Regions from separate parts of the Homo sapiens genome. Here region 1 is linked to region 2. Evidence: read pairs that join two places in POLR2A ChIA-PET (ENCODE). Cell type or tissue: Caco-2. All regions are shown on one strand. Each heading gives the region's core, and the rest is flanking DNA. Links, peaks and the distances in the headings are about the cores only.

Region 1 (11,553 bases), core at 1,346-9,345, 310 kb after region 2:
AAGACTGTGGGAAAACAGGCAGGAATGTAAACAGTTACAAACCCTCTGGAGGGCAATGTGGCAAAATTACAATAATCTATCAAAAATGTAAGACTATATATGCTTTAACCAGGCACTTCTAGAAATTTATCCTAAAGATAAACTACCACATACACAATGACATATGTACATTTTGTGATCTATTTAAAAGAGTAAGATTGAAAACAATGTAAATGTCCATCAATAGAGATTCTTAGTTATGCCTCCACCAAAAAAAATAAATTATTCTCTTACAGTTCTGGAGGTCAGAAGTCCAAAATCAGTCTCACTGGGCTAAAGTCAAGGTGTCAGTGGAACTGGTCCTTTCTGGAGGTTCTGAGGCCACCCGCATTCCTTGGCTCATGGCTGATTCCTTGCTTCACTCCCACCTTTTACTTCCTTCATCACATCTTCCACTCCTGACTGTTGATCCTACTGCCTCCCTCTGATAAGGAGCCTTGTTATCACATTGGCCCACCCTAGGAACCCAGGATCACCACCCCCATCTCAAGATCACTAACCTAATCGAAGCTGCAAAGGTTGTGGACATGTGGATGTAGCCATTTTTGGAGCACTGTTATCCAGCCTACCACAATGCTCATCCAGTCCATCTCTTCTAACAGCTGTGTGGCATTCTGTGGCATACCTGCCCCATATTTTAGTTATCCATGCCCTACAAATAAACAGCTGCTACCATGTACATCTCTTCTGTAAATATCCTCTAACATGGTCTCTTGAGCATCTATGTGAGACTGGTGAAATCAGACACAAATTCCCAAGCCCCATCATCTGGAAGGGTGTCAACTACCTAGACTGCATAACAAAACAAATCCCGTGTAAAGATTGTTGCCAAGTTCACCCTTGTTTGGGGACTTGATAGCAATTTTCCCTTAAAAACCAAAATTCTACTCACTAGCCATGGGTTATACTGGGAAGAACTACTGCCAGCTTGTTGTGTGCACACACGTGCCATTTCTCCAATTATTCCCAGGTTGCTCTCCAGATTGGCTGTATCATTTTACATTTTTCACCTGCGGTGCAAGAAGATTGTAATTTTCTTCAAAACCCTGCTAACATATGGTAATATCAGATTTTCTCATTATTTACTATGACGGGGATAAAATGGTTTCCCATTTTCATTGAGGCACTATTTGTTTTTGTTTTTGTTTTTGGTGGTGGTTTTAAGGAGCAGAGAGTTTAATAGGCAAGAAAGAAGGAAGAAGCTCCCCCATACAGAGACCCAGGGAGGGGCAGTTCCAAAGCCAAGTGAGGAAACCCTGTGTGCCTTGGAAAAGTGGCTGCTTATATGAGGTGGCTGGAGGAGGTGGTGTCTGATTTGCATAGGGCTCAGGGGATTGGTTTGACCAGGCATGTCACTCACATAGCCCGTGGAAAAAAACTGGACCTCCCACCTAGCCTTTTAATATGCCAATGCAGGGTGCCACGCTGTTCTACACACGTGGAGATACATGGGGGTGGCCATGTTGCCAGGCATGTGTGAGGCCAGGGCAAGAAGAAGAGGGCGGGAATCGCCATGTTTGGGTGGACCCAGTTTCTAATGGCCTTCATTTGCATATCAAAGCTTACCGGCCAGGTCTAAGAACCTGCGCTTTCCTGTGAAGCGCTCTGATTATTATGTGGTTGACCATCTATTGATGTGCTTGCTTGCTATCCATGCCGCTTCCTACTTTTTGGAATCTGCTCCTCATTTTCTTCCAGAGTGTTTCACTTGGTACTTGGTGTGGTGATAGTTGATATTGTTGTTCATTTGAAGAAGTTCTTTGTATTTTCTTTTTTCTTTTTTTTTTTTTTTTTGAGACGGAGTCTTGCTCTTTCGCTTAGGCTGGAGTGCAGTGGCGCGATCTCAGCTCACTGCAAGCTCCGCCTCCCGGGTTCACGCCATTGTCCTGCCTCAGCCTCCCAAGTAGCTGGGACTACAGGCGCTGACCACCAGGCCCAGCTAATTTTTTTGTGTTTTTAGTAGAGACGGGGTTTCACCGTGTTAGCCAGGATGGTCGTGATCTCCTGACCTCGTGATCTGCCTGCCTCGGCCTCCCAAAGTGCTTGGATTACAGGCGTGAGCCACCGAGAAGTTCCTTGTATTTTCTAGATATTACTTGTTAGTTATAAATATTGCAAATATCTTAATATATTGTGTATGCCTTAACTTTTTTGAGAATCTTTTACTTAACAGACATCTTTCATTTTGATGTATTCAAACTTATTAACTTTTACCTTCAAGTTTGTGTACTTGCTTTTAAATTCATTAATTTTCACATTTATTTTTATTTATTTCTTCTTCCTATTGTTTTTTGCTTTTTTTCCTCTAGAATCTTCAGTTAAATGCCTAGTTGTTTTATGCTCATCTTTTAGTTTTTAAAATTTACGCAGTAAATGTGGGCTACATTAATATTATTGCTTTGGTGACAAATATTTTCGAACCTAACAAAATTTTATTTTAAAATTTAGTATTTTTAACTCCAAATCTTTGACCAAGGTATTTTTCTTTCCTTCTTTTTAAAATTTTTTTATTTTTAATTTTTATGGGTACATAGTAGGTATATATGTTTATGGGGTACATGAGATATTTTGATACAGGCAGACAATGTATAATAATCACCTCCTGGTAAATTACAGGGCATCCATCACCTCAACCATTCATCATTCCTTTGTGTTATGAACATTCCAATTGTACTCCTTCAGTTATTCTAAAATGTACACGAATTATTGCAGACTGTAGTCACCCTGTTGTGTTATCAAATACTAGATTCCTATTCTTTGTATCTATTTTTGTACTCATTAACAAAAAATGTTTCTGCTTTGAACTGTTTTCCATCTACTACTTTGCAGATGTTGTTTACTTTTAAAAATAGATTTTATAACTGGGCTAAAACAAATATATTGCTAGAAATCAAAGTCTACATCATATAAAGTAGGGTCTTCACAGCAAGCAAAAAAACCAAACTACCCTCAGGTACAAACCAAACCCACCCATTCTTTCCTACCCTAATTTTTCCTTTCTTTTCCACCCTAATTTTTCCTCTCTTTCTCTGTGCTGCTAAATGTTTAACATCTGGAACTGTTTGAGGTTTTTGGCTTTACTCTATTTTTTATGTATTTTTTATCATTATCATTATTCTGTGAGAACACAAGGTTATTTAATATTAAATAGCTATGAGTAGAGAGGAAACTCGAAAGTCATTTTCTTAATTCATTACTGTCATACATTTCTTAATTATTGCAATGAGGATGAACCCATGTAAACTGAACCTATACTTCAGCCAATGCTGTAAATACAAATTGCAACTTAAGAAACAGCAAAAGAAATATAGAGGCTTGACCGTATCTTATTAATTTGTTCATTCAACAAATATTTATTAAGGGCTTATCATGTGCACTATTCTGACCACAAGGAATCTAGCAGTTAACAAAGTGGACAAGATCCATGTTCATCTCTCCACCAAAGCTTTTTAGGAAGAGAAGCCGCAATAAAGAAATAAACAAAAATAGAAGTAATTTTAGATATGGGTGTATCCCAGAAAGAAGCTAAGACATGGTGACCTGAGAGCCGAGAACTTACCCAACAAGAAGCCAGCAATGTGGAGGTCATCCGGAGGAGCAAGAGTGGAGGCCATAGCAAATGCAAATGACCTCAGCAAGGCCCTTCTCTTTATCCAAAATGCAACAAGAATCAGGCTTATTAGAGTCAATTGCTGGAAATGAAAGAGAAACTATGTTTCTAAAATGGTTCCTCACAAAATTTCACAAATAGGAATTGACTGTAACACTATGCAGTCAGGAGGGGAGTCATGATGGGAAAAGTAACCCAATTCTGGAAAAATAACAATGTTTATGGATTGCTTTTTAAAAAAAAATAGGTGCAAATTTTCTTAAGGATTGATTTCTCAACCTGTAAGGACCATTTCTCCTGAGAAAAGGTTGACATGGCCCTGCTCTCAACACACAAATTAAAGTATCACAGGGCAGCATTTTCTTCCACTCCCAAACTTTCCATCCAGCTAGAGGGCTTGCTTCTCACTCCTTTACCCTCCAATGTCCAGCCCAGTTCATTCCAGGCTTTCACAGTCCCGGATCTTTCCCTAGAAGTCTAGGCCTCTCTTGTCTTTCTTACCCAAACCATTTATTCCCACTCAGCCCAACATCCTCTTAATTTGTATTTCTCACAGCTAGACCATCAGCAAAGCAGAGGGCCCTCCAGAGACTAAGGTCACCCATTAGAAGACAGTAAGGAGTTATAAATGTGAACAAACTGTATCCTTTCCAACTGTATCTCCAATTGTGCTTTGCTGTTTTATTATTTCTAATAACAGCCATCTCTCTTTGTGGTTAAGATTTCAGAAACTACATAAGTAGCATGTATTACAGTAACTTAATGGTAGGAACAAATGTCTGTACGAATTTTGTTTACTGAAATGGTTCTGAAGCTAATTCATTCTGCATTTCCTGAATTGACCTTATAAGTTACTTATTGCAATATATGGTTTTTTTCATGGTGCTTCTTAATGTTTTATATTTTAAATGACTGCTAGTCTGAAGAAATATGGGATAGAAGCTCATATTTACAGTGGCCTCTAAAAACAGAAAATACCCAGATAAAAAATTTAATAAGAAATGTGCAAATGTATATAAGGAAAATGTAAAAGTGCTCCTGAAGAATACAATTACAAAGCTGAATGAATATGAAGATATTTGTTCAATATCAAGGATAGAAAACTCAATCATAAGAAGGTGTCAATTCTCCCTAGGTGATCTTTCCCTTGTGATAAAATACATACAGCATAACATTTACTATCTTAACCATTTTAAGTGGACAGTTCAGTGGGATCAAATACATTGTCAATGTTGTGCAACCATCACTACTCTCCATCTCTGGCCTTCTTCCATCTTGTAAAACTGAAACTCCATCCCCATTGAACAATAATTTCCTGTTCTCCTCCTCCTAGCTCCTGGCAACCACCATTCTACATTGTGTCTCTGTGAATCTGACCAGTCTGGGCACCTCATCTAAGTGGAATCATACAGTATTTGTCCTTTTGCAACTGGCTTATTTCACTTAGCATAGTGACCTCAACGTTCTTCCATGTTGTAACATGTGTCATAATTTCCTTCCTCTTTAAGTCTCAATAACTTTTAAATGTAGCATGATCCTAATAAAAACATACATATGTTAGGCTGATGTGGAAAAATAAACAATTAATAAAAAGAGCTCCAAAGTGTTGGAGTCCCACCTACGGTAGCTGTTACTTATCATGTACTCATTTATCCTCACCTTACCCTATTCCAGATACTGCTTTACAAAACAGGCAGGTATTGCTTTCTACTTTTTTTTTTTTTTTTTTTTAGATGGAGTCTCACTCTGTCACCAGGCTGGAGTACAGTGTTGCAATCTAGGCTCACTGCAACATCTGCCTCCCGGGTTCAAGCTCTTCTCCTACCTCAGCCTTCTGAGTAGCTGGGACTACAGGCGCCCTTCACCACACCCGGCTAATTTTTGTATTTTTAGTAAAGACAGCATTTCACCATGTTGGCCAGGATGGTCTCAATCTCTTGACCTAATGATCCACCCACCTCGGCCTCCCAAAGTGCTGGGATTACACGCATGAGCCACCATGCCCAGCCTCCACTTTTTTATGTAAAAAGAAAGTGAGGCCAAGAGAATTATGTAAATACCCAAGTTAATATCCCAAGTACTGCAAGTAATAAAATCAGATTTGAAATCCAGGTATATGTCGTGCCTAAGCCCTCCTCTTCTCCTCGATCCACAATTATACTATCTTCAGTTCCCCCTCACAGATCAAGAAAGATTTCTCTCTCTTGCCTGTCCAATGTTCTTAGGGAACTATTACTGTGGAAATCAATCTGATTAACTAAATGCACTCTAGTGATAGTGGCTAACAAAGACTTACTAATAGCTGTCATAATATCTAAGGTTTATTGAGCACTCACATACTAGGCACTGAGCAAAAGGCTATATTTATGCAATATTTTTACCTTTACCACATTTTTAGGAAATAGGCATTATTATTATCCTCATTTTAAGAGGTCAGTTAGTCTTAAAGAGTTGGATGTTCTCAGGTAAGTTAGGAAGGTGGTAGATGCTGGATGGAGCCAGGCAGCACACACAAGCCTGGTACGCAGTCATAATACAACCCTGCATCCCTCATTTGTACCTCCAAAGGCACTTGTAACTAAGGATTATAGTTTCAGAAAGCACAGCTTTAATCACAAAAAATAAATCTGTACTAGAGACTTTCTAGCCTCCAACTGGGAGATATTATGACACACAAAGGGGTCTTCTTAGTACTTCTTCGGGTATTTCAAATATGCATACTTTCTGTTGGGCTAGTCTCAGTTTCCCCAAAATCAGACCTAAGTCATGTTCCTACAGTGAACCAAAATAAAACTTTCTTTCCTTTTAGGTCTCAAGAGTTTCACTGTTAAATGTGTCCAAAGAAATCATATTCGCAATCCAGACAAGTTACCCCTCCATAGTACCTGGTTAGCAGGTAACTTCCAGAGCTAGCTATTCATCTTTTTCAGCCTCAAAGTATTTCTTCCAGCTCTAACTTTCTGAAGGTAGTTTTCCTTGTCAGTCAGGAAGGGGATGTTGAAATAATCCCAGGCAAACATTTTGTCAAGAATTTTACATGATTCTTTAAGTTCATAAAATGTTCTGCTCCCTCCCCAAAGCAGGAGGGAGTTAAATCATTTGAGAAAGAATATTTAGTGGAATGGCCACCAGGGGACATTTTTATTTTACTAGAATTCAGCTATACTTACCCTGCAAAAAAAAGAAAAAAGGGAGGTGGTGGGGAAATACTTTATGTCCTTTTATATGGTCTGGATTTGCATCCCCACTCAAATTTTATGTCAAATTATAATCCCCAATATTGGAGTTGGGGCCTGTTGTGAGGTGACTGGATCATGGAGGTGGATTCCCCACTTTGGTGCGGTTCTCATGAGAGTTCTCACAAGATCTAGTTGTTTAAAAGTGTGTGGCACCTCCTCCCCACCTTCCTCCTGCTCCAGCCATGTAAGACATGCCTGCTTCCCCTTCACCTCCACCATGATTGTAAATTTCCTGAGGCCTCCCTAGCCATGCTTCCTGTAGAGGCTGTGGAATTGTGAGCCAATTAAACCTTTTTTCTTTATAGATTACCCAGTCTCAGGTATTTCTTTATAGCAGTACAAGAACAGGCTAATATATCCTCTATTTATCTTCTCTCATTTCAAACCAAACTTGTTCTCCTTCATCAAAGAAAGAGAGAACCCTGAAATTCAAAGAGACACAAAAACATTAGTTTTTGCTGTTGTGCTTTGATAGGCCCAGCTATATTGCTAACGGTAGTTCTTGTAAGCAACTACTGTTACTTGAAGGGTCATTTTGACTATCTACTATTTTTGCCTTTTTAGTGTATTTAGAACAGGCCATTCTTTTTTTTTTTTTTTTTTTTTTTTTTTTTTTTTGTATGTGTAGTTTTATGGGAACATAGCCACAACCAACTTTGTCTATGTATCACCCATGGCTGCTTTCACACTACAACAACAGTGTTAGTAGTTGGGACAGATACCATATGGCCTACAAAGCCAAAACTATTTCTGTTTGGCCCTTTACCAAAAAACTTTGCCAACCTCTGCTTTAGAACTTTATTCCCTAAAATACATGACCCTACTCTAGTAGTTAAGAATTTTAATGGTGAAGTCAGAGCAAAAATTCCAACTAGAATTCAGTGCCATAACTTCATTGGCTGTGCCGTTATCCAAGTTTCTTAACCTCTTCTAAATCTTTGTTTTTTTTTTTTTTAATCTGTAAAACATTATCTGTAACAATAGCACTTACTTGTAAGGTTGTGAGAATTCAGTAACTATAACATATAAAGCACAAACTGTGTAGTACTTGAAAAGAAGCAAGTCTTTAACAGGTAATAGTTATTATCAATATTATTATTGATATTATGGGTGTTTTTATTAAGATTTACAGGTATGTTGGCATAATTAAGAATCTGAGAATTTTAAGAATAGAAATTTTACTTTGTTCAATCCACCTTTGCCCAAATTTCTGTGACCAGAGAATGCCTTTTCAGTACTTCTTAGAACACTTCAAAGACACCACCCTCTCTTAAATCAAAAATAAGAAGAGTCTGTCTCCCTCCAGGCCACTGCCTCTCCTTCTTTCTCTGCCCCTCCCTTCCATCTCTTGGCCCTCACATTTTTCCTTCTGTGATCTAGCCTTTCTTGTGAAGTACTCAGTGTTTCAAGCCTCAATGTTGTCTTGCCCCTCATTTCAAATAAATTGTACTTGTCTTGAGACTAGTTCTCAGTGGATCCAACTCATAGCTAATTGAAAGCCAGCCTGTATGATAGATGAGCTAGTCCTTGATAACATATTTGTAACTGTGGATGTTACTTCTTAGCATTCTAAGGGGGCTTTCTGGACACATACTGCCTTACCCATGGCAATCATTCTAATCAGTCTGGAAACTTCAGGTATCAGAGCAGTGAGTTAAGAAAAAGATGCTAGGGCAAGGGGCCGTTTGACACTCTTCAAATGCACAGTGAACATCTGTCTATAAATAAGACTAGCCTAGAATAATTGCTAAAGGACTACCTGGGCATTTGTTGTGGCTTAAGGCAGGGGGAAGACACCTGGAAACAAATGTCCATCCCCACATGGATGGTAATGACACTTCATCAGCCTTCCTGAATTGGATCCTAGCTTCGTTATGATCTAATCTGTGCTTTTTCCCCAGCATCATACTGTCTTCTTCAACTGGACACTCCATCCCCCGACTTTCATTTCATTACATTTTAACAAATTATTTTTCTGTGTCTGTGTACCTCTGCTAGGAAGTTACTTCCTTTAGAGAAAGGATCATGTGGTGTGTTTCTTAGTGGTCCCTAGGGGCTGCTACATAATAGACACCAAAGAGATCTTTGTGGTAGGATGGAAGGTACGGAGGATGGAAAGGAGGATGGAAGGGAGGGAAGGAGGGAGGGGCTTTTTGCTAGCTTTAGGACTTGCTCTTCAGTGAGTTTTTCTTTTTGCCTTTTCTTTTTTTTTTTTTTTTTTAGACAGAGTCTCGTCTGTTACCCAGGCTGGAATACAGTGGCACAATCTCAGCTCACTGCAACCTCTGCGTCCCGGGTTCAAGCAATTCTTCTGCCTCAGCCTCCCGAGTAGCTGGGATTACAGGTGTGTGCCACCACACCCAGTTAATTTTTGTATTTTTAATAGAGACAAGGTTTTGCCATGTAGGCCAGGCTGGTCCCGAACTTCTGACCTCAAGTGATCCACCTGCCTCAGCCTCCCAAAGTGCTGACATTACAGGCATGAGCCCCCACACCCGGCCAGTTGTTCTTTGCTTGAGGCTTCCCTTGACTTGCTTTCATTTTATGGCTGGGTGGGAGGGAATTAGATGTGAGATAACACCTGACACAGATGGTATAAATAGGCGGCAGCTTAAAGTTCTCATGCTTGACCAGAAGCTGGCAATGAGGCATGCCTAGAAGGGTCCCAGGATCTGCGATGTGGAGCAACTATTGCTTCCCTCTGCAATCTTGGTGCTCTAGCTATAAGAAGGGCACCTGATACAAGTTGGGCTTTCTTCTGGGAATTTGAACTTCTAGAGGTAATCCCAGTAATGGATAAATTTGGAGCTGCAGGTCTGATGGTGGCGCCTAGAGCAAGGCTCCCGCATTGCAGGTGCTGGAGCTCCCCTGCTTCCGTGCTCCCGAGGGCTGCTTGTTGAGTTCTCCTATAAGACTGCTGAGGCCGGGCGCAGTGGCTCACACCTGTAATCCCAGCACTTTGGGAGGCCAAGGTGGGTGAATCACATGAGGCCAGGAGTTCAAGACCAGCCTGGCCAACATGGCGAAACCCTGTCTCTACTAAAAATAAAAAAAATTAGCTGGATGTGCTGGTGCATGCCTATAGTCCCTGCTACTGTGGAGGCTGAGACAGGAGAATCACTTGAACCTGGGAGGCTGAGGTTGCAGTGAGCCAAGATCACACCACTGCACTCCAGCCTGGGTGACAGATCGAGACACCATCTGAAAAAAAATTTTTTAAAGACTGTTGAAGAGCTCTTCCTATAAGTCCTTTTTAGCTTAAGTTAACCAGTTAACCAGAGTCTATTTCTATTGCATTGCCCAAAGAACATTAAATAAAGAGAATTTCAAAGCCAAGATCAAGATTTAGGGCTGGAAAAAGATGTTCTTTTTCCTATCTATGATAGAGGTTCTTCACCTATTTAATTGAATTTAACACTCCTGATCACTCTTCATGGAGAAGGCACTATGACATGTTCAGTGAAACAAAGATGGATTAAATGGGACCTCTGAAGACTCTAGTAAGGGAGAGAAAAAGAAATTCACAATAAATCAAACTAGTGAGAAATAACATCAAAGTATGTGCAAAGTATTATGAGCCACACAGGAAGAAAAGAAAAAAATTAATATTTATTGGATATCTGCCAGATGTCAGGCACTCTACACATATAATCACATTATGTCTTTACTCAACACATTGAGGCACATAACATTATTCTCATTCTATAGATGAGGAAACCAAAACTCAAAAGATTCAGCACCTCAAGTTGCCACAGTTAGTAAAGGGTAGATCTCAAACTCAAATCTGTCAGACTCCAAAGCCCCTGTCCCATCTGTTGCCTCTTGAAAAGGATAGTTTTAGCCACACCCAAGAAGTAGTTGGGCTCTTTCTCCACCTCAAATACTTAATAACACATGCACTTCTTCTATGTCTATGACAAGGGACCAAAGCATGGCGTTCTTGTCTAATGAATACAATATTTCATGGCAATCTTGCCCAACTCTGTAGCAGGCCCTGCTCTACAATAAAAATGGCAATGGCTACTCCTGCCTTTCCTGCCCCATAACGTTTTATTAGCATATGTTTTCCATGTCTATGCACCCTGTGCTAACTGGTTAGCTCTTTTGGAGCAAGGATCACATCCTGGGCAGCTGGAGCTTCTAGGCTTCAAAGGCATGGCCTGGGCTATGTTATTAATATTATTTCTTTCTCTTCTATAAGTGAGGAAGTGAACTCTTTGTACCCACCTGCTAAAAATTCCCCTTATGTTTACTGTTAAATGGACCTCACCTGGAGTGCTCAAAATAACACAGTCTGAAAAAGAAACTATGGCTGGGTGCGGTGGCTCATGCCTGCAATCCAAGCACTTTGGGAGGCCGAGGTGGGAGAATCACTTGAGCCCAGGGGTTCGAGACCAGCCTGGGCAACAAAGTGTGGCCCCATCTTGAAAGAAAAAAAAAAGAAAGAAAAGAAAGAGAGAAAGGGAGAAGAGAGAGGAAGGAAGGAAGGAAGGAAAGAAGGGAGGGAGGGAAGGAGGGAGGAAGGGAGGGGAGGGGAGGGAGAGAGATAGAGAGAAAGAAAGAGAAAGAAAGAAAGAAAGAAAGAAAGAAAGAAAGAAAGAAAGAAAGAAGAAAGAAAGAAAGAAAGGAGGAAAGGAGGGAGGGAGTAAGGGAGGAAAGGAGGGA
Region 2 (11,553 bases), core at 1,799-9,798:
ATACTATGCAGCCATAAAAAGGAATGACATCATGTCCTTTGCAGGGACATGGATGGAGGTGGAAGCCATTATCCTCAGCAAACCAACACTGCATGTTCTCACTTATGAGTGGTAGCTGAATGCTGAGAACACATGGACACATGGCGGGGAAAAACAAACACCAGGGTCTGTCAGAGGGCTTTGCAGGGAGGGAGAGCATCAGAAAGAATAGCTAATGGATGCTGGGCTTAATACCTAGGTGATGGGTTGATCTGTGCAACAAACCACCATGGCACACGTTTACCTATGTAACAAACCTGCACATCCTGCACATGTACCCAGGAACTTAAAATAAAAATTGAAGAAAAAAAAGAGAGAGAAAAGATATTATCTCCAAAAATAAAGTAAATGACAGGGAGAAAAAAATAAATTAAAAAAGGGAATGTGTTTAATCAACATTTGTCTATTTTATGCTCCATGGGAAAAAAAAATGTCAAAGGGAAAGTGAAATCTGTAGAGGAGTTAAACAACACTGGACTTTTAAGTAATTATTCTACTTCTCTCTCTTTCATTGTGCTAATATATTCTTGACCAAGAATTGACATAAAAAAATTTGTACAAACGTATAGGGTACATGAGAAATTTTGTTACAGGTGTATAATGTGTAGTGACTGACTCAAGGTATTCAGAGAGTCCATTACCTAAGTACAATACATGTTTGTTAAGCATAGTCACCCTACTCTGCTACTGAACGTGGAATTTGTTCCATCTTACTGTATGCTTGTTTGTTTAAACCCATTTCTCTTCATCTCCCCCCACTCACACTTCCCAGTCCCTGTTAGCTATCTTTCCACTCTCTACGTCCAAGCAATCAAAATTTTAGTTCCCACATCTAAGTGAGAACTTGTGATATTTGCCTTTTTGTGATTGGCTTAGTTCATTTAAGATGATGACCTCCAGTTCCATCCATGTTGACATGATTTCATTCTTTTTTATGGCTGAATAGTATTTCATTGTGTATATCCATATACCACATTTTCTTTGTCCATTTATCCATTGATTAACACTTAGGTTGATTCCATATCTTCGCTATTGTGAATAGTGCTGCAATAAACATGTGAGTGCAGGTATACCTTTGATATATTGATTTTTTTTTTCTTTTGAGTAGATACCCAATACTGGGATTGCTGGATTCAATGGTCATTCTAGTTTTCATTTTTTGAGAAATTGCCATACTGTTTCTCAGTAGGTGTACTAGTTTATTTACATTCCCACCTACACAGTGTACAAGACTTTCTTTTTCTCCACATCCTTACCTGAATTTGTTACTTTTTTTTTTTTTTTTTTTTTTTTTGAGACGGAGTCTCAATCTGTCACCCAGGCTGGAGTGCAGTGGCTTGATCTCGGCTCACTGCAACCTCCGCCTGCTGGGTTCAAGAGATTCTCCTGCCTCAGCATCCTGAGTAGCTGGGACTACAGGCGCTCGCCACCACGCCCAGCTAATTTTTTGTATTTTTAGTAGAGACGGGATTTCACCGTGTTAACCAGGATGGTTTCCATCTCCTGACTTTGTGATCCGCTCGCCTTGGCCTCCCAAAGTGCTGGGATTACAGGCGTGAACCACCGCGCCCGGCCTCTGTTACTTTTTGTCTTTTTAATAACAGCCATTTTGACCGGAGTAAGATAACATCTCATTGTGGCTTTGATGTGCATTTCTCTGACGATTAATGATGTTGAGCATTTCTTCATATGCCTTTTGGCCATTTGAAGCCTGTCTTCAAATTTGAAGCATTTGGCCATTTGAAGCATGTCTTCTTTTGAGAAATGTTCATTGTTTTACTTCGTCCACTTTTTAGTGGAATCATTTGTATTTCCTGTTGAGTTGTTTGGGTTCCTTGTTTATTCTGGACATTAGTGCCCTTTTGGATGAATAGTTTGCAACTATTTTCTCCTATTCAATGAGTTGTCTCTTCAACTGTTTACTGTTTCCTTTGCTGTGAAGAAGCTTTTAGGTTTAATATAGTCCCATTTGTATGTTTTTGTTTTTGTTGCTCATGCTTGAAATTTTAGTCATAAATTCTTTGCGTAGACCAATCCAGGAAAGTTTTCCTAAGGTTTCCATTGATGTGGAGTTGCGCGGACTGTTGGACCCCAGAGCAGGATGCAGTCTACTGGGAGTTGGGCTCCCAAAGCGGCACTGTGCTGCAGCTGCTTAGTGTGGACTCGGGGTGTGTGGGACCCAGCGGGAGCGCCCTCTTTGGAGCAATGCCATCGCACGGATTCCAGGCAGTTCCCTATGTTAGTCTCGGGGTCTCTGTGGGTCCAGGGGCTCTTCCGTGGCTAGGACTGCGGGAGTCCTCAGTGGGAATGTGGACCACTGGGGGTCAGTCACTTACCCTTCCCCTACTCTGGGGAGCCTGCCTGGGTTTTCAGCCAATCCCAGCCAAGTAGGCTACTTTGCTTCCCTCTCGTTTCTTGGCCTAGGTGTTTCCTGTCACTTTTCTGTTGAATTTTAGTGTTCTCTCTGAGGCAATCTATCCGAAGTATGGCTATCTCCTTGCTGTTTTGGTTCTTCTTTGTAAAGCGGGGTGAGTACTGAATGCCTCTAGTCAGCTGTCTTGAAGCTCCCTACATTGATCTTTTTTTTGTGTTGGGAACATTATCATTCTCTTCTAGCTATTTGGAAATATTTAATAAATTATTGCTGACTATAATTTTCTTCCTGTACTATTGAATACTAGAACTTATTTCTTTTATCTAACTGTATTTTTATACCCCTTAACCAACCTCTCTTTATTCCCTCCTCCCCTTCCCAGCCTCTGGTCACCACGATTCTACTTTCTACCTCCAGGAAATCCACTCTTTTAGCTCCTCCTTATGAGTAAGAACATGCAGTATTTGTCTTTCTGTGCCTGGCTTATTTCCATTAACATAATGACTTCCAGTTCCAGCCATGTTGCTACAAATAACAGGGTTTCTTTTTCTTATGTCTGAATAATATTCCATTGTGTGTGTGTGTGTGTGTGTGTGTGTGTGTGTCACACACAACATTTTCTTTATCTATTTATCCATTGATGGACATTTGGGTTGGTTCCATTCTTGGCTATTACAAATAATGCTTCAATAAACATGTGAGTGCAGATATTTCTTTAATGTACTTATATCCTTTCTTTCAGATATATACCCAGAAATAGGATTGCTAGATCATAGGGTAGTCCTATTTTTAGTTTTTTGAGGGACTTCCGTACTATTTTCCACAATGACTCTACTAATTTACATTCTCACAAACAGTGTACAAGCATTCCCCTTTCTCTGCATCTTCACCAGCATCTGTTGTTTTTGTCTTTTTGATAATAGCCATTCTAACAGGGGAAAGATGACTTTTCATCGTGGTTTGATTTGCATTTTCGTGATGATTAGTGATGTTGAGCATTTTTCAAAGACCCATTGCTCATGTCATGTGTATGTCTTCTTTCGGGAAACATCTATTCAGATCTTTTTGACCATTTTTAAATTGCATTATTGTTTTATTGCAATTGAGTTGTTTGAGTTGTAGTGTGTAGTGGTGATGAGTGAGGTCTTTGCAGTCCTGGACTTGGGGCCCGTTAGTCCAGAGGTCTGCCCCTAATTTGGCCACTTAGTTATTTCAGGTCTGGACAAGGAACGAAACCTGCTCCCATTTCCTCACTTGCAAAGTGAGAATAATATTAACGTTTACCTCACAAGGGGCAGTTGTGAGGATCAGATGAGATAATCCCTGCAAAATATATGATATGGTACCTAGGATGTAGCGCTATACCCAGCACATAACAAGTACTTAAAACTGTGGGCTATCATGTCTGAAGTGAAGCAGGAAAATTTGTAAAATCCCTTTTACAACCTCCAGAAAGAATATAAGAAGGAAAAAGAAAGACATTAGGAAGTGGGAAGAAGAGGGAGAGAAAAATGAGGAAGAAAAAATGATGGAATATTGTGTCACATTCCTTAAAAGATTCTGGCAGCAGAAATTTTTCAGGACACACACATTAAAGGAAAATACATCCCATTGAAACCACCCATTCACAGGGCTGAAAAAGAGCAAGTAGAAACCCTTCAAGTTTGACCTTTGAGCCACTGGAGAGAAACTGAGAAGGCTCTGCAGTCTGTATGTGTGCTGTGCTGCGACACGGACAGGACATGCCATCCTTCAAAAGGCAGTAAGGGCAGGACAGTGGGAGGTAAGAGTGAAGACTCCCACCTACTAACTGTGCAACCCAGGGCAGTGCCCTTAACCTTTGTGTGATCCAGTCTCATCCTATGTAAGATGGGATAGTAGCATCACTTTTTTTCCATAAGGTTACTGTGGTGGTCACATGATTTAATACATGCAGAAGGCTTAGAATGTTCCTGACACATAGTAAGTGCTCTACCATCGTGTTACTGTTGTTAAAGTTATTGGCGTGAGTAAAGGGTGACTGTGAGACCTGAAGTGAGTCACAGAGCTGTAGAGAGAGAACTGGAACGATTTGAAAGTCAAAGTATGTCTTTCTCTTTCTAAAAGTGTTTCTCTCTCTACACATGGATACCTGTCTTTCTATCTATAGAAGTGAGCATATATCTCTATCTATCCATCTATGTTGATGTATCTGTTTGTCTGTCTCTCTGTCTACTGAGAGATGTTACTTCTTTAGTGGTAACGTTGCCACCTAAGGACAAACAGGGGAGCACCTACAGGAAGGAGGAAGAAGAGGAGGAGGTAGAGGGGAATAAGAAATTGGATTTATTTTTCTTGCTGCAGTAAGGGAAAATACATGCCAAAGGACCAACGGAGTATCTCTGCAAGAGGGAGTTTGGGAATTCTGAGGAGGGATCCTGGAAGAGGGGGCTCCTCAGAGGTGGTCCAGAAGGTGGTCATTTCAGCTGTCTCCGTGATCTTAGTTCAGCAGTCAGGAGGAACAAAGTGGAGAATCATTGGTTAGAAAGTGGCCAGCACCTGGAAGATAACAGTGATGGTTTTTGCAGCTGTGGTATGGCCTCTGAGAAACACTGTGTACTTGGGTCTTTTCCATGTCCCATTGGAAGTGCTGCTTATGTTCTGTTAGAAACATCACGGAAAGACTGCTGATGGGGCTATTTACTTTCTCATTAAGGGAATTGTGTGTGTGTGTGTGTGTGTGTGTGTGTGTGTGTGTGTGTGTGATTCCACCTAAAAATAGGGGCCACATAAAGTTTTTACACCTGCTAAGCTAAACAATTCATATACTTTAGCTGCCAGGCAATTCTCTCAGCAAGATAAGATTGTTTTCGTTCCACAGATATAAAGTGCAAAGTTCAAGAACACACAGCTAATAAGCAGTTTGCCCTGATTCTAAACCAGAAAGGCCACATTCTCCCCTCTTCACTCTAGTTTGGCCTCTGCCAAGGTGTCTCCTTGGCCCAAGCTCAGTCACCTTTTTTTTTTTTTTTTTTTTTTTTTTTTTTTTTTTTTTTTTTATTGAGACAGGGTCTTACTCTGTCATCCAGGCTGAAGTGCAGTGGTGTGATCTAGGCTTATTGCAACCTTTGCCTCCCAGGCTCAAGCGATCCTCCCATCCCAGCCTCCCAAGCAGCTGAGACTGCCTCTGAGTGCCACCATGCCTGGCAAATTTTTGTATTTTTTGTAGAAATGGGGTTTTGCCATGTTGCCCAGGCTGGTCTTGAATTCCTAGGCTCAAGCAATCCAACCCACCTCGGCCTTCAGTCAATTTCATAGGGCTCCTTTGTGGTTATTAAACTATTCTAATAACTGCTCTCACTCTTGTGCTCTCTCTCTCTGTTCTCCCACCTTTCACATGTTTTAATAATGTGTACTCACTGGGACTGTACTCTAATATTTTTTAAAACTTGAAAAAAATTGCCATTTAAAAGTTATAAACCATTTCTGCCTGAGTTGAATTTACTTCCAGGGCAGACTCTCCCTTACCCCTTTTCATTTCCCCAAGATAGCCTCACAGCATAGATAAGTAAAAGTTCACCCACTGGGTATGAGTATGGGAACTGAAATGATCGCTAACCTGAACACAGGTGCCTTTGGGAAGTTACACTTCCTTACTGATGTCTCTGAGATGCCTGCCTGCCAGCCTCGGTGTTAAGCATTTTACATGTATTATATATTACTATCCTCATAGGTAACCTGTGATGTTGGAATTATTATTAATCTAAATGTACAGATAAGAAAAGGGAGAAAACAGCAGTTGACTGACTTGCTCAAGGTCACTCAGTAACAAAGAATGGAAGGAGGATTCAAACTCAGAGCCTCTTGATGCCTATCTATCTATCTATCTATACATATATATATATACACATATATATATGCACACAAACACATATACATAACTTAGTATATGTTATAATATATAGATATATATTATACCTATTATCTATCTCTCTACCTATGTGTGTTTACATATGCATATATACACGTGTATATATACACATATATAATTTAGTATATGTAATATATAGATTATATATTCTATCTATGTGTGTATACATAGGTATATATACATATATAACTTAGTACATATTCTAGTATAATATATAGATATATATTCTATCTACCTATCTAGGTGTGTATACATAAGTGTATATATACATGTGTATATATACACATATATAACAGTATATATAATTTATAGATTATATATTCTATCTATCTATCTATCTATCTATCTATCTATCTATCTATCTACCTGTCTATCTATCATCTCTGTCTCTCTCTCTCTATCCATCTATCTTTTAGCAGAATTTTGTCTCTGCAAAGTTCAGGATCAGCAATAGAGACCCTTAAGCTAACATGAAATATGTACAAGGCTGATGGCCACTTTACCCTGCAGGATGAGAGAGTGAAAAGGAGCTGGCCTTTTCAAAACGGCAGGAGAATAGCCTGAGGCTGGCTAATTTCGGCAATCAAGCTGGTGGCAGTTTATCTATAAACATGAGGCTATGAGGCCAGCATGCATGGGTTTTTTTTGTTGTTGTTGTTGTCAAAAAGATGCTTAAGGAAGAAAAGGGAGAAGGAGGAGGAGAAAGAAGTGAAAAAACAAACAATATTTACTAAAGCTGAACTTATGCATAGCCTATGACCTAGCAATTCTATTCCTAGGTGCTCACCCAACAGAAATAGGAACATGTGATCACCTAAAAAGAGGAGTATTTATTTATAGCAGTGCTATTTGTAATAGACCTGAACTGGAAGCTTCCCATTGACATTAATAGTGGAAGGAATAAAGTAATCAGAAATATTAATCAAATGGAATATGATCCAGCAATGAGAATAAACAATTTACTACTGTATGCAACAGATGGATAAATCTCACAATCATATTGTTGAAAAAAGAAGCAAGACACAAAAACATGTAAGCTGTCTGAGTCCATTTATACAAAGTTCAAAAGCAGATCAAACAAATCTGTGCTGGGAGAAGTCCAGGTGTGATACCCTACCTTGTTTTAACCTGATTGACTCTCTCTTATCTGAGAGAGCAGGACAGACTCCACTTTGGTTTCTTCGCTTGCAGCCCCTCGTTCCCCCTGCTTAAGGACATAACTGGTGCAAGCTAACTCCAAGTACATCCAGGAATTGCTTACTGATAAGATACTGAGGCAAGCTGTACTACCCACTCCTGGAAACGTGCTTGGTTGATGGTACCCAAAGCCCCTGCGTTTATCACTTTGTGATAGCTTAAGCCCCTGCACCTGGAACTTTTTATTTTCCTGTAACAGTTTCTGTAACCATTTATCTTTTACTTTTTGCCTGTTCTGCTTTTGTAAAAATTGCTTCAGCTAGACTCCCCCTCCCCTATTTAGACCAAGGTATAAAAAGAAATCTAGCCCCTTCTTCGGGGCTGAGAGAATTTTTGAGCTCTAGTCGTCTCTCGGTCCCCGGCAATAAAGGACTCCTGAATTAGTCTCAAAGTGTGGTGTTTCTCTATAACTCGCTCGGTTACAACACAGGTAGTGCTGACCTTTGTTGCGGGGGTGGGGAAGGTTTGAAAGAGCAGGTAGGGAGTTGCCAGGTACAGGTAATTGTCTATTGCTTAATCAGGTGATGGGTCAGTTGATTAAAATTTGTTGAGTGGTATGCAACGAATATGTGCAACTTTCTGCACTTCAATAAAAAAAAATTCTTAAATGAAAAAAAAAGGACACCTCAACTGAAGATGAGAATGTCTTAGCAGGCATTATCCCCTTGTCACTCCCTGAATCCATGGACAGCAGACCAGATTCTGGGGCCCAAAGTAGAAGGACAGGAACCTGAATGAAGCTTACTCCTTCTCTGGGTGATCACATAATGCCTTAGAAAACAAATGAAAAGGGAGACTGTCTGCATGCCACATGCAAAGTCCTGTAGGGGAGAATAGGCCAAGGATGATGTGGCGTGGTGTGGGATGGCAGAGAGATAGGGACAGGAATTCTGTGGGCAATGCTGGCACTGACTGACAGTGTGTTTTACCTAGAAGGGGCTTTGTTCATCATGCCATATGACCCTCTAACCTTATATTTGGAGAGCAGAAGCCACAATCTACTGAAATAATCTGCCTGAAGCTTTATATTTACTATCTCAAGTCTTTGTATTGATTGAAGACCTTTCAGTTATTTGGCCTACAAAGTGACTCACCAAGACAGCCAAGTATAAAGGGGTCCCCGGAGAAATTCCAACTGGCCTGTGCACTGTGAGGAGTGTGCACTGGGGCGGAGCCTCAGGAAGTTTGCGCCATTTGCAGGGGAGGAAGAGCCTGGCTGGCCTCTCCTGATCCAGTGTGATAACCTGGGGACTCAGTCTGTGAGATGGGGAGCCTCTCTCACTTTGCTGAGTTTTTTTCCTTTTCACCCAATAAAACACTACCCTCCTCACCCTTCAAACTGTCTGTGAGATTAATTTTTCTTGGTCATGTGGCAAGGACGCTGTCTTTAGCTCAACTAAGGAAAAAGTCCTACAACAGCTTTGGTGCCCAGAACATAGGGCTTGAGAAGGGGTGAGTGAAATGGGGACTCAAAACCTCTCACATTCGCTTCTGAGCCTTTTGGTCCTATGGCATTCCTCTTCTTTTTTTCAGGACATTAATGACATGAAAACTTTTTTTTTTTTTACAATACTGGAGGTGGTTCACACACACCCCAATGGCCACAGGCATGTGTATGGGACAGTTGGGTGGGGCAGCTCCCTGCTCCCCATTCTCTACTGTCTGGGGTGCATGGCTGAGTCTGCCGCATGTATGCACAGTGTCCAACAGCCATTAACAATGGAATGAGCCAAGGGTGGGAATGAGCCACAGCAGCTGCCTGAGCCCCAAGGGATCCCATGCAGCTGGCGGTATTCCCTGCCAGGCACCCATGGAGTCTCCCCCTCCCCCAGCCAGGGAGTCCAACCCCATCAGACAGCAATTAAGCTTCTCTCTAGGGTGGAGGAACTATTTGCATAAGAATAAGAGGTTTTTCCCCCAGGCATCCCTTTTTCTTCTCCACTCCATCAGCAGTTAACTTTTAAATGAGTTTATTTTTCCTTTTAGAAGACATTTTCTTAGGCTAGGAATGATAAGGATCATTATCATAATTTAGTCCACCTATTTATGTGGACTAATTATGTTTATATTCTCTGTAAAGTTTTAATTGTGAAAAAGGATTTGTGAGGTTGGTCTTAAGCTGTAGCCAATGTGGTATGCTTTGCATGTCTGTGTGGTCAGTAGCAAACTTTGCTGCACACCTCCATCTTGTTTTATGTCCTGAGGGCATATGTCCTGAGGGTGTGGCCTGTAACCACATGGCAAGGCTTTGTTTAGCAATCCTGCCTAGGGAATGAGTCCTTTCTGGTTTGATATCTGCACATTTTCCTAGCCCTGTCTCTTAAAGGGCTCCACCCAGCGACTGGGTTTTCTTCTGCCTGTCTGTGTAGCTATATATGTGTTATGTATATGATGTCTGTAAAAAGAGCTCTAATTAATTTGGCCTAAAGGAAGACAAGCACTTGAATCAAGTATTTTTTTAAGGGAAGATAAAAGCTGTGGTAACTTTCAGTTCAAGCGACTTTAATCTTTGAGAAATAAGGCAGTCGTAAAGGTTATTGGTAAAATGCAGATGTCATCAAAATATAAATAGGTGGACTAAATTATGCAGGTTAGATACTAGAGTTGCTAAATGTTTTAAGGTTATAAACTGCCTTTTTGGTTTTTGAGAATGTTTCAATTTGTCAGCTTCACAATTGGTAATGCCAGGGGACATATGAAACTAACCACACCCTTAATTACGCTGGAAGAAGTCAAACCTTGGCTGCACCTAGCACACAATTAAAACAACTTACCAGGTTTTACATTAAAGTTAAAAACTGCTAGGAGTTACCATTATAACATATAATTGAAACTATTGGAAATAGATTTACATGCAAAGTGTGTGAAAACAGTAAAATGTGTTTTTAGTAAAAGATTATAAAAAGGCACGAAATTGTAAATTTTTGCCTAGGAGTAAAGGATTGTTTTGAATTAGACAAGATAAAGCTAAAGGTTAAAACAAGTGGTGGAAGGATTGTGGACATTAATCTTACAGAATAGTTTCTCTGTGTGAACATATTGACTAAATTCAAAAAAGTTATTCTGTAAATTGAGCATTGAAATAAAAGCACAACAAGGTATTCTTAAGGTGCTAATCTGCTCTTTAGCAAAATTTGTAAAGGTTTATAAAAGGCTTTTGCCTCTTTAAAATTTCTGAGTCATCATTTTGGCAAAATAAATAATTTATGGTGACCTGGAATACTGTTTTATAACATCAAGTGTTTTAAACCTCTAACAAATTTAACAGGCTTCCCAAAAATCAAACTTTGGTTCCGAAATTGTCTTTCCTGACTCCTGGCTTTTCAGATACTTCAGAGGGCCCCTGGAGTGTCCAGAAAAGAGAGGTAAACATGTTTAGGTACATGGGACTGCCAAAATGATGTTCAATATACTTTAGGTAATATTTTTGTGAGTAATGCTAGCATATGCTCAAAATTATATGGGATTTCTACAATTCTAATGTCTGAGTATATGCTATCAATCATAATTAAGGTTGGTATGTTAGGTTATTGTAAATCACAGAGATAACCAAACTTCTTTGTCAATTGTGTTTCTAACTGTAACTACCCTGGACATTTTGTTATTCACAGACAATGGTTGTCTTGTTTTAATGCTTTTCAAAAGATGGTTTATACTGAGCTATAGAACTTTGACAGGTCCTCTCAAATACAGGTTTCTGATAACTTTGGAGATTGTAACATTGGAATAAAGGAAAAATGTACATGACTCATGAAGAGCTGAAGTGTTCATGAATATCAAGCAAAACTAGAACTAATGGACTGAACTCAAAACTGAAACAATCTTTTTAACTTTTGTTGGAATATTGCTGATCCCCGTTTTGTTTTTCAGGGTTAAGAAAACTTATTTTGAAGTATTTACAGCCTTTAATAACTGAGTAAGCTATACTCCTGTGAACAAAATTTGGAGCCTATTTGTCTCTCTCTCTCTCTGCCTGGTTCCTCTAGAATTTGGAAACTATCTGTGAGTATTCTTAACTTATGGCAATATAGTT

What was found. ChIA-PET counts read pairs that join two places held together with the same protein. Peaks named below come from ENCODE experiments on the same cell type or tissue, not always from the same donor. Only the 100,000 strongest peaks of a DNase experiment are listed, where the experiment ranks them.
Region 1: POLR2A ChIA-PET joins it to region 2 with 8 read pairs; 2 of 35 experiments call an interaction of 5 or more read pairs at or near these places.

Annotation. Positions count from the first base shown.
Region 1 is chr6:137,953,964-137,965,516 of GRCh38, forward strand. No RefSeq gene overlaps it. Among named protein-coding and RNA genes, the nearest start is that of SIMALR, 14 kb to the left of the region's middle. RefSeq lists an enhancer at 1,402-1,903. In Caco-2, for the core only: no CTCF peak of the experiment used is centred there; no DNase peak of the experiment used is centred there.
Region 2 is chr6:137,643,796-137,655,348 of GRCh38, forward strand. No RefSeq gene overlaps it. Among named protein-coding and RNA genes, the nearest start is that of LINC03004, 16 kb to the right of the region's middle. RefSeq lists silencers at 4,318-4,367, 4,388-4,477 and enhancers at 6,931-7,100, 9,150-9,666. In Caco-2, for the core only: no CTCF peak of the experiment used is centred there; DNase peaks (open chromatin) are centred at 5,356 and 7,949.